Linked DNA regions of Homo sapiens: region 1 is linked to region 2. Evidence: chromatin contacts called from ENCODE Hi-C or POLR2A ChIA-PET data. All regions are on one chromosome and are shown on one strand. Each heading gives the region's core, a stretch centred on a gene start or an enhancer-like site at or near the end of the contact. The rest is flanking DNA. Distances are from core to core; before and after follow the strand shown. Region 1 overlaps BACH2 (BACH transcriptional regulator 2). Region 2 overlaps BACH2 (BACH transcriptional regulator 2).

Evidence for each region. A loop is a pair of places that touch in the nucleus more often than their neighbours do. ChIA-PET counts read pairs that join two places held with the same protein, here RNA polymerase II (POLR2A). Pooled maps may share reads with other maps.
Region 1: a loop to region 2 is called in a pooled map, with 5 times the contacts of the local background. The contact joins two enhancer-like sites. A Hi-C loop is called at or near these places in 1 of 168 maps with a recorded cell type or tissue (CD4-positive, alpha-beta T cell) and 9 of 50 pooled maps. POLR2A ChIA-PET finds 5 or more read pairs at or near these places in 4 of 52 experiments (OCI-LY7, activated B cell, activated CD4-positive, alpha-beta T cell and 1 more).

The regions. Positions count from the first base shown.
Region 1 is chr6:89,998,091-90,000,790 of GRCh38, forward strand. The region is part of intron 6 of BACH2 (BACH transcriptional regulator 2); the gene reads right to left. Among named protein-coding and RNA genes, the nearest start is that of GJA10, 100 kb to the left of the region's middle. Within about 2 kb of position 1,286, at least 3 of the 41 ENCODE cell types and tissues checked have a DNase peak (open chromatin) inside an H3K27ac peak, as active enhancers do.
Region 2 is chr6:89,951,432-89,954,169 of GRCh38, forward strand. It overlaps BACH2 (BACH transcriptional regulator 2), which reads right to left. Exons shown (of 9, transcript NM_021813.4): 7 at 1-431. Among named protein-coding and RNA genes, the nearest start is that of GJA10, 58 kb to the left of the region's middle. Within about 2 kb of position 1,485, at least 6 of the 41 ENCODE cell types and tissues checked have a DNase peak (open chromatin) inside an H3K27ac peak, as active enhancers do.

The sequences.
Region 1 (2,700 bases), core at 36-2,535, 46 kb after region 2:
CCTGTAATTGTGACCTTCTGTATCCTTCCTTTGGTTTTCTTCTAAGCCCAGGAATCTTTCATTGGCTAAATCCCAGCATTTTTTTTTTTCCTCCCTTGGCCAACTTTTGGCCTTGCTTGGGAACAGCTGCCAGTATTTCTCTTTGCTGCCAGTCAGTCAAAAATGTGCTCACGTTGGAGGCCTGGCTCCATCCCACCCAGGGTGTGGAATGCATTAACTTTTTCACAAACAGCCTTCGCCAGGCTGCACACGAAAGTCCATCTCAGCAAAGCTCACCGCATTACTAGCTGGCTTGGAGGTGATGCCAATGTCAGTTACAGAGACTGTCAACATATTTTAGGAGTCTATGGCAAAGTGATGAATTTTACTATGTGTACCAAATTAATGGCAAAAAAGAACACTTCCGAGATCCTAGGAAACCAAAAGTGTTATTATTTAATTGCTTCTCCACTCCTCAAAGCAAAACAAGCCAATTCTTTTCTAGCCTGCAATTTGGTTCAGAACCCAAACAAACAAGAAAATAAAAGTATTAACTGATTAGTGCCCACAATTTTATTCTATTTTCTTTGTGCTTTTAAGAACAGCCTTCTTTCTTTTTTCCCTTTTTTTTTTTAACTGACCACCATGCATCACTCCAATGCCTGGGTATGATCCATTTTATTAAAAAATTCCTGAATCAATTTCCTGGCTTACAGCTTATCCAACCAAGATTCCAGGTGTTCTCACCATAAGAAGGGCCTCTTTCAAAAGCTGTCTGCTTTTATAACTGCACACCCACCAGAAATGTCATGAACACCCCAACAATGGAGTTGAAACCTGAAGACATTGGGTGACATTCCAAATTTTTGAATGGAATGCGAATCCATTAAGATTATTAGGTAACTTTATTGATATCCTCAGATTTGTGCCAAATGTTAAAGCTGCCAAAGAAAAGACAGAACAAAAACTGACTCTTGGATTCTAACTCTGAGTATTTTGGTGTGGAAACTGTGTTTTCTTGTAACTCACTTAAAAAACACACCGTGCTTTCACTGTTTAACTGCAATCTCAGTTTTCAGGAAGCAAGAGAAATGAGATACATAATCAATGTTTGCCTTCTATTCAGCTTTCAGCCTAAATGATCCTGCACTTGTATTGGCAAATGAGGACAGGTATTAACAGCGAACAGGAAACCTATTCTAAGAAGGACTGGCTCAAGTGAAGCACCACTGCATCGTGAGTGACTCAACCATCTACTCAAAGAGTGATTACTCTGCAAGGATGAAGCCATGCTAATTGGACAATGGCTTGCTGCCAGTTCGTGCTGGCGTGACCTACAATACCCTTGGCTGACAGCCATGATGTCTCTTTGTCACACCTTTTTTTTTTTTTTTCCAAGGGTGTAGGGTGTAATCTGGATGGGAAGTAGAAATAATTTTGAAAAACTCTCACAAGTGCTATTTAAATTCTTATCATAAATTAAAAAGTTTAATTAAGTACCTTGGTAAAGGCCCGGGTTCTATGATTAACTACGACAAAATAATAGTTATGATGACTGATCAAGTGAGGAACTTTATAGCTCTGAACTTTGTCTTTAAAGCTATTATTAATTTTAATTGAAATAGCTAAGAGACTCCATAATGGGAGAAAGAAAGAAACATGAAGGATATTTTGTTCATATACAGAGGAGTTTAAAAATGAATAGATACGCCGGTAACTATTTTAAAAAAATTGATGCAAACAAGTTTACTTTCAGAGGCCTTGTCATAAATCTATTTCAAAATGTTGATTATTGTGGTCATCCTACATCAGATAGGGATAAATAGACATAGTGAAAAGAAATCTTAAAAACGGCTTTGAAATCAGGTCACTTAAAATGATTTTTAGATATGTCTTAGGTTTTTGTCTACTCAACTCCTACTACTATGCCAAAAGAGGAACACATTTCTGCATAAGTTTCTTTAAATAGGCTTACTGGCCTCAGGATTTAAAAAATGTAAGAGGTTTGGAAACAGCTTATGTGTCTCAGTTTTAAAATTAGCTATTGCTGTGGCTATTTTCACACTAGATTTCCCTCCCTCTGTATCAGCACCACAGCCTCCAGGGCTGGAGTCACAATAGTATTAGCTCCCCTTTCTGTGGCGCTGCCTTACCGCAACTCCATCCGAGACTGAGGACCACATTTCAGGGCTAGCAGTCACCTCTGCGTTACTATAAATAAGTTCTGCCTTTAGGCATTTCAAAATTATCAGTATGATTCTAGGACTTGAAAACTTCTCATTTGCCAGCAAGTAGTTACCTGAAATATTTTGACTTCTTATTTATTTGCTTTTTTTTCATCTGCTGCCAAGTCTTACTAACGCAACTTGGAAAATTGCACCACAGCTTTTAATGAGGATTCTGAGGTAACAGCCATTTCATCAGAGAAGACTGTTCTTTCCTTTTAGGGGAATAATAACACCTACTGTTTCTATAGCACCATCCTTCCAAGAAGTTTAACACATCACATTTCATTTATCTGAACAGCGGCCCTGCAAGTCAAACTGGTAACTAGCATTGTTACTCCTTGTACACTCATATTGAAATTGAGGTCATTAAATGTGAACTAATTTTCTCAAAATCTTAACACCTTCTGACATGGTTAAAGAGCCATGATCCGCCTATGTTCTAGGTGATCAGATAGCCCAGAAGTCTCTTTCCGCTCTTTAGCTGTCATCTCCT
Region 2 (2,738 bases), core at 235-2,734:
AACGCGTCCTTTTCTGAGCTCTCCTTGGTGTCTGTGGGCACGTCAGGCTCGGGCAGCAGGGCTTCTTCCTTCTCTGCTACGGGGATGGCGGCGGCCTCAAAGCTGATGGGCTCTGGAAGCATCTGGTCCCTGGGGCAAGCCATCTTGGCCGTCTCTGAATCCATCGTCTCCTCCTCTTCATCCTCCTCCTCTCCTGCAGAGTTCTCGCAGTCCTCGTGTGGGCGCTGGCACGCAGCATCCTTCCGGCACACAAACAGGCCATCCTCACTGTTCAGGAGCTGGGTCTGCAGGAAGCTGAAGCAGGAGTCCTCCAGGTTGTGCATGCGCAGGAACTCAGCACAGCGGATGACCTCGCGGATGTTTTCTCTGCTGAGTAACAGCTTGGCAGTGTAGGCAAACTGTAACAGCGGCCCAAAGCCCCTGGCTGTGACCTGCAAAACAAACAGGGAAATCGCCAACATTACCATCAGCACTGCTATTGTCCCGAATCCCTCAACTGAAGCAAGATAACCAGACAGTGCTAATGTCCCAGAATAAAGACTGCAAAGGGGCAGTTAATCTTGTAGTACTGGGTCAGCAATGATTCTGCTTCCAATAATTAGTGCCTGTCTCGTGCATGCCACTGTTGTACTCCATCACAGCACAGGCAGAATTGAAAATCACCAGGGTCAAGTGGCTAAACAAGATGACAACGGGTTCAGTGTTTACACTAATGAAATATCCTGGCAAAAATGCACGGTGACAATGGGGAGCCTATTAATTTCCCTCCCAATCAGTCCTGTTGAGAGCCATTCTACACGAGGGGGGAGTGTTGTGACACTTCTTGCAGCTTGCTGGAGCCCAAGAGAGCCTTAACGTTTTCTTGTCAACCACAAAAATGGCAATGTGACCCTGCAAAAAACTAACTCCAGGGAGTTGTAAAAATAGGTTTTCCTCACTTACAATGTTAAAAGAGACATTAAAACAACTCCTGTTTTGCTCATCCATCACAGTTTCTACTTGAGACTTTCGGTCATCATGTCTACCTGATCTTATGATGATGATGATCTCATTATCTCACCAGAGATGACAACAATCAAAAGTGGTGTGCTCAAGATGAAATCAACCCCTGGCCCATAATGAATGGGGGTTGCAGAGTTAAACAAACCGGCTCTCATTTAAATGGTTGAAGCTGCTGAGTGGCACAGGGTATGGGCTATTCCTTCCCTAATTATTAGCAGCAGCTTTGCCATGCAGCTGTCTTTTTTTCCTGGTAAATCTTCAGGGGCTAAGCCTACTGTCATTTGCTGCTTATCTGTTATATTTTACAAAGATTGAAAGTGTGCTATTTATGCACAGCTTGCATATGCACACAAACACGTGTGTGCCCACACGCATGCCTGCTCACACACAATGACTTAGACAATTAAGAATATGTTGCCTAAGGCCAATTGTTTTTTCAGATGGAAATGGATTAAACTTGCTGGTGTTCATCAGGGTAAGCTTCCTTACCCTGCACATAAAACCACACATCCTCTAGGTTCTTGCAAGCACTGCTGACCACACAGGAAGGTGACGCATGTCTACAAATCCTGTACAAATCAAATGAAAGCAGCAATCATGGGGTCCTTGCTAGAGGCTATGGTAGCAGTGATACAAAATTTTAGCGGGGGGAGTGAGTGCACAGCAAGGTGAACTGGTAAACTTTGTAGCTGACTTCTGTGTGTATTAAACTCACCGCAGCATACAGAGCCAAAATTCTTGCAAGGACCTGTAATTGATGTTCAAGATTCAACCTGGACATTCACTCCTTTGGGAGTGCTCTCCAGTCCTCTTAGAGAGAATGAATGACATTGTCCTCTCAGCTCTCATAGCCAGATGAGGAGACGTGCTGGATTCTCCAGGGCAGCACTGATTTCATATCATTGCATTCTTTCCAGTAACGGAAATTTCTTAGACATGTAACTGAACGGGATTTTAATTGTTAATCTTTTTAAAGTACTCAAGTAAGATTCCACATTAAATTTTTCTGTCAGATGATGAGTCCAGAGATATTTGGTTAAAAAAACAAAACAAAAAGCCATGACTGCTAGACCCACATTATAAATTCTATATGGGCAATCAGTGCCATCTCCCTTTTATTATACCTAATTGTGCCTGTTTCTACCATAAGACAGCAAGCTCCTTCAGATCAGGAATGGTTTTGTCTGTCTTTGTAACCTTGCATCTAATCTAACCTGGGGTCTCTCACATGGTAAATACTTGTTAAAAGCTTGTATGTTACCAAATATGTCATGAGTCAAACTGTGTCCTAACATACTACTACTGTGTATGCAAGGTGACAACACAGTATGTTTAGAGAGTGTTGTCTCAAGTTACTTTTGGAGCAAGGCATCATGTAAACCAACTAACTGAACCGATCAACTGATCAAAGGCAGGCAGGCAAGGGTCTTTGTTTGCCCCGTGTCACAGTACCAGTATTAAAAAGGAGGTCTGACCGACACTTTTGTATCCTGCTAAGCTGACATGGTAATAGGTTCAGCAAATGTAGTACTGACAATACATCTGTTTTATGTCCTTTTCTTCCAAGAATCTTTAAAAGAAAGTAAAAAAGCAAGGAAATGTGTATTTATAGGTAACTGAAGAAGATGACAAGAATGTCACATGACCTATTCCTTTACTGCCACATGGCTCCACCACAAAGAAAGAAATGGTGAAATCAATGCAGAGTTGACCCCTGCCCTCGTAATGATCCTATG